2 separate regions of the Homo sapiens genome follow, and region 2 is linked to region 1. Evidence: read pairs that join two places in POLR2A ChIA-PET (ENCODE). Cell type or tissue: HCT116. All regions are shown on one strand. Links, peaks and the distances in the headings refer to the core of each region. The heading gives the core; the rest is flanking DNA.

Evidence for each region. Peaks named below come from ENCODE experiments on the same cell type or tissue, not always from the same donor. Only the 100,000 strongest peaks of a DNase experiment are listed, where the experiment ranks them.
Region 2: POLR2A ChIA-PET joins it to region 1 with 5 read pairs; 33 of 35 experiments call an interaction of 5 or more read pairs at or near these places.

What each region holds. Positions count from the first base shown.
Region 1 is chr19:2,581,924-2,584,830 of GRCh38, forward strand. All of the region lies in intron 2 of GNG7 (G protein subunit gamma 7), which reads right to left. Among named protein-coding and RNA genes, the nearest start is that of MIR7850, 47 kb to the right of the region's middle. In HCT116, for the core only: no CTCF peak of the experiment used is centred there; no DNase peak of the experiment used is centred there.
Region 2 is chr19:2,462,011-2,464,917 of GRCh38, forward strand. LINC01775 (long intergenic non-protein coding RNA 1775) reads right to left here and starts at 175. Exons shown (of 2, transcript NR_134931.1): 1 at 1-175. RefSeq lists a silencer at 362-431. In HCT116, for the core only: no CTCF peak of the experiment used is centred there; DNase peaks (open chromatin) are centred at 201 and 1,211; H3K4me3 peaks cover 1,399 bases; H3K27ac peaks cover 1,804 bases.

The sequences.
Region 1 (2,907 bases), core at 105-2,604:
CCTATAACCCTCACTTTAAGCCAGGGTGCCAGCATCATCCTATGTCACCTACCACCCATCTCTTGAAGTCATCACCAAAGTGAAAAAGCAAAATGGAAATACTTTGCCAAAGGGACGAGAGACAAAAAGTTGAGGTCCTTAATATATAAAGATCTCCAAAAAATCAATAAAAGTGAACAAACCAGCTTAATAAATGTGGGATCCTGGATCAGATCATGGAACACAAAAGCACGTGGAAATGGAAAAAAGGATGAAATTTGAATCAGCCCTATACTTAATATTGCAGCAAGGTTGATTTTTTTAGTGGTGATAAATGTTCTGTAGTTATGGAAGATATCAGCCAATGGGAAGCTGGATGAAAGGTGTAAGGGAACACTCTGTACTATTTTTGCACCTCTTCTATAATTCACATATTATCTCAAAATGTAAAAAATAAAATTGTTAAAAGTGAACATAATCCACAAAAAGCATTATAAATGTTCATTATGAAAACTTTCAAGCTCTCCAGTAATAAAAAAGATTATAGATCATACAATGAGCTGTTACTTTTAGCCTTTAAATGACAATTTTTTTTTTTGAGACAGGGTCTTGCTCTGTTGCCCAGGCTGGAGTGTAGTGGTACAATTGTGCCTCACTGCAGCTTGGACTTCCTGGGCTCAAGAGATCCACCTAGCTCCACCTTCCAAGTAGCTGGGACTACAGGTGCATGCCACCATGGCTGGCTAATTGTTAATTTTTTTTTTTTTTTTTTTTTTTTTTTTTTGAGACAGAGTCTCGCTCTGTCACCCAGGCTGGAGTGCAGTAACTTGATCTTGGCTCACTGCAACCTCCACCTACCACGTTCAAGCGATTCTCCTGCCTCAGCTTCCCGAGTAGCTAGGACTGCAGGTGCAAGCCACCATGCCCAGCTATTTTTTGTATTTTTAGTAGAGATGGGGTTTCACCATGTTGGCCAGGATGGTCTCGATCTCTTGACCTCAGGTGATCTGCCCACCTCAGCCTCCCAAAGTGCTGGGATTATAGGCGTGAGCCACTGTGCCCAGCCAAATTGTTAAATATTTTTGTAGAGATGGGGTCTTGCTATGTTGCCCAGGTTGGTCTCAAACTCTTGGGCTTAAGCAATCCTCCTGCCTCAGCCTCCCAAAGTAATGAGATTACAGGCATGAGCCACTACACCTGGTCTAACTGGCAAGTATTTTTTTTTTAAATAGATAATATCCAGGGATGGTCAAGTTGTGATAAATCATGGACTAGCAGACAGTGGGTGGAGGACATTGGAATAACTGTTCTTGAAAGCAAATCTCCCTCTGGAAAACTGTCCTAAGGATATTTTTCTTTAAACCTTTGTGTGTTTTCTGAAAAAATTTTTTAGCAACAAGCCAGTGTTACTTTTGTAAACATAAAGTTGTACTATTTTGATGATTAAAAATGGACCTCTCACCCCCTTTGTAGACTGTGGAACCCGGGCTGGCTCAGCACAGTCTTGCAGCCGTCTTCATGGGGTGAGGTTGGGGAGGACCAAGAGCTCTCACCTTCGACTGCCCCACCCTCCAGCTTTGCCCGCCCCAGCCCAAGCTGTGTGGCAAGACCCCTTGTTGGTGCAGGTGCTGGGGGCTGGTGGCTGCTGGCATTCCCACCTTCTAGAGTGACTTTCACACTTCCTGATGAGTTTCCCATTCCGCTCAGCAGGCCCATAAATAGGATTGTGCAGAGGTGCATATGCAAGCACTTTACCTGAAGAATTATTATGGATAAAAGTAAAGAAATAATAAACAACTTAGATGCCTCCCTTGAGCCCAAGAGTCCCAGGCTACAGTGAGCCCTGATGGTGGCACTGCACTCCTATTTAATTTAGGAGATTAGTTCAGTAATCTGTGGTACAACCAAAAGATAAAACACTTAACATTCACTAAAAAGGATGTCGCAAATCCATATTTGATAATGTGGAAAGATTCCCATAATATATTGCTAAATTAAAAAAAACAGATTAAAGAACAGTATCAATAGTGTGATTCTATGATTATTCAGAAAAGTCCATACATGTGTGGGTGTGGTGCATATTTTTTAACAGTACATGTTTGGAAGAACTAAAAGTCACCAGGATGGGTTGGAGAAGAGGTTGGCTCCAGGACTGAGGCAGAAAAAAATATTATATTTCTGGAGCATCTTTTTGGGCCAGAAAGTAAGGAAACTCAAAGAATTATGGCAACGTATCAGAAGGACACAGAGCCAGCTTGGCTGGGTGCCAGTGGTTCATGCCTATAATCCTACCACTTCGGGAGGCTGAGGTGGGAGGATGGTTTAAGGTCAGGAGCTCAAGACCAGCCAGGGCAACATAGGGAGACCCTATCTCCGCAAAGAATTAAAAAAAAAAAAAAAAAGCGATGGCACGTGACTGTAGTTCCAGCTACTTGGGAGACTGAGGTGGGAGGATTGCTAGAGCCCAGAAGTTTGAGGCTGCAGTGAGCTGTGATTGCATCACTGTACTCCAGCCTAGGTGACAGGCAAGACCTTGTCTCAAAAAATAAAAAAATTAGCCAGGCATGGTGATGTGTCCCAGCTACTTGGGAGGCTGAGGAGGGAGGATCACTTGAGCCCAAGAGGTCAAGGCTGCAGTGAGGCATGATTGCAACACTGCACTCCAGCCTGGGCGACAGGGCAGACCCTGCCTTAAAAAGAGAGAGAGAGGGAAGGAAGGAGGAAGGAAGGAAGGAAGGAGGGAGGGAGGGAGGGAAGGAAGGAAAGAAGGAAGGAAGGAGGGAGGGAGGGATAGAGGGAGGGAGGGAAGTAAGGAAGGAAGGAAAGAAGGAAGGAAGGAGGGAGGGACGGATGGAGGGAGGGAGGGATGGAGGGAGGGAGGGAAAGAAGGAAGGAAAGAAGGAAGGAGGGAGGGAGGGACGGAGGGAG
Region 2 (2,907 bases), core at 121-2,620, 120 kb before region 1:
CATCCGCCAGGAGCGCCGTTTCCTGCCTGACTGCGCGGCCCTGGGCCTCAGTCTTGCGCTCTGCAAACCGGGGTCTCGAATCTACCCCAGCCCTCCTGTCTCGGCGCTGGGGAGGGGCTTCGGGTGCCCAGAGCCATCCCCGCGGGACCCCCAGGGACTGGACTCCAAGTCCCAGAAAGCCCCGCGCTTCCCGTGGGTGGGGCCCGGGGCTTTCCCCCTCCCAGCGCGCAGTTTGGGAGGCGCTGGGCAATTTTCAAATTTTGGCGCCGAACGGGAGGGGCGGTGACAGCTGAGACCGTGGTCCCCCCGGGGGCACCCACGCCCAGGCTGCTGCTGGCAGCTGCGCCCAGAGCCCGAGGTCTGGGGCATCCCGCAAAGCTGCCCCGTCCATTCCGAGGGGCCTCCCAAGGCACCACACGCGCCAGGGGGCTCCGGGCCCATTTCCATTATGGAAAACTGAGGCACAGGAAGGTTAGGGACCGGTCGGGGAATCCGCACCAGGGGCGTAGCGGAGGCGGGATTCGAACGCGGGACCCTCTTTCCCCCGGGAGCTAGAAATTAGTGACCAATTGGCTGGGCGCGGTGGCTCACGCCTGTAATCCCAACTTTGGGAGTCCGAGGCGGGCGGATCACCTGAGGTCAGGAGTGCGAGACCAGAATGACCACCATGGCGAAACCCCGTCTCCACTTAAAAAAAAAAAAAAAAAAATTAGCCGGGCGTGGTGGCAGGCGCCTGTGACCCCAGCTACTCGGAAGGCTGAGGCAGGAGAATCGCTTGAACCCAGGAGGCGGAGGTTGCAGTGAGCCAAGATCGCGCCATTGCACTCCAGCCCGGGCTACAAAAGCGAACCTTCGTCTGAAAAAAAAAAAAAGAAAAGAAAAGAAAAGAAAGTTAGTGACCAACTGCTGTCTGCTTTTGGGGAGAGGGTACGGGGCCGCGGGAGAGAAATCCCGGACCCTGGGACTATGCAGCCCGTGAGGGCCCCAGTCCCGACCCGTCCATTCCACTGACCTCCACCCGGCACCGCCACTCCCACCCGGGGAGTGGATTTTGGCGCCAGATTTTAAAAATCTCAGCCTAACGGCTGTGGCTGGCTCCCAGCCCGGAATGCGAGCCTGGAGCCCGGATTCCGGAACCTGGATCTGGAGGAGCCCGGATTCCAGAGCCTGGTTCTGAGGGAGCTCGGATTCCGGAGCCTGGATCTCGGGGAGCCCGGATTCCGGAACCTGGATCTGAGGGAGCTCGGATTCCGGAGCCTGGATCTCCAGGAGCCCGGATTCCGGAACCTGGATCTCAGGGAGCCCGGATTCGGAGCTTGGGTCTGAGGGAGCTCGGATTCTGAAGCCTGGATCTCGGGGAGCCTGAATTCTGGAGCCTGGATTCTGGGCTGTGGGTCTTGGGAAGCCGAATTCTGGAACATAGATTCCAGAACTTGAAGGCCAAACCTGGTATCTAAGATCAGAATTCAGGACCCTGGAGTTGGAACCTTGTGACCCCAACAGAAATCCGGGAGGCAAGCAGAGCTCTGGGGCCGTGGCTGGCAGCTGCCTGTTAAATGAGTGAATGGAACAGTGAAATCAACACATATTTGCGTGGCTTCTACTTTGTGGCAGGCACTGGGGGGACAGAGGGGAAGCGAGTACACATTATAAATAAGTGAATTAGGTAGGGCGCAGTGGTTCACACCTGCTATCCCAGCATTTAGAGAGGCCGAGGCAGAAGGATTGCTTGAGGCCAGGAGTTCGAGACCAGCCTGGACAACATAGTGAAAGCCCATCTCTACAAAATATACAAAAATTAGCTAGGCGTGGTGACTCATGCCTGCAGTCCCAGCTACTTGGGAGGCTCAGGTGGGAGGATCACTTGAGCCCAGAAGGTAGAGGCTGCAGTGAGCAGAGATTGAGTCACTGCCCTCCAGCCTGGGTGACAAGAGTAAGACCCTGTCTCAAAAATAAATAAATAGGGCTGGGCTTGGTGGCTCACACCTGTAATCCCAACACTTTGGGAGGCCGAGGCGGGCAGATCACCTGAAGCCAAGAGTTTGAGACCAGCCCAGCCAACACAGTGAAACCCTATCTCTATTAAAAATACAAAAATTAGCCGGGCATGAGGGAGCACGCTTGTAATTTCAGCTACTTAGGAGGCTGAGGCACGAGAATTGCTTGAACTCGGGAGGCGGAGGTTGCAGTGAGCCGAGATTATGCCACTGCACTCCAGCCTGGGTGATGGAGTGAGACTCTGTCTCAAAAATAAATAAATAAATAAATAAATAAGTGAATTGTATGGCATGCTAGAGGATGGTGAGCATGAGGAAGAAAGAAAGTGGGGTAAATGCTGGGGCATGTGTGGAGTAGGGGTAGAGGTGGGCCTCTTAGAAAAGGGCAAGACAGGGTCTCGCTATGTTGCCCAGGCTGGTCTCAAACTCCTTGGCTCAAGTCATCTGCCTGCCTTGGCCTCCCAGAGTGCTGGAATTACCGGCATGAGCCACCGTGCCCAGCTTATATTCACTTTTCTTATCTCACAGTTTCTGTGGGTCAGGAATCCAGATGTGGCTTAACTTTGGCATCCTCTGTCTCAGGGCTCTGAAAGGTGGCAACCAAGGTGTCTCTGGGGCAGAGTCCACTTCTAGACTCACTCACACGTGGTCAGAAGGATTCTGTTCCTTGCAGACTGTTAGACCAAGAGCCTCAAATCCTGGCCCACTGCTGTCCAGGGCCTGCCTCCGTTCATCAGGAGGAGCTGGGGGTGAATTAGTCAGGGTTCTCCAGAGAAACAGAACCAGCAGGAGGGGAGAGAGAATAAGAGATTTTTTTTTTTTTTTTGAGACAGAGTTTTGCTCTTGTTGCCCAGGCTGGAGTGCAATGATGCAATCTCGGCTCACCACAATCTCTGCTTCCCGGGTTCAA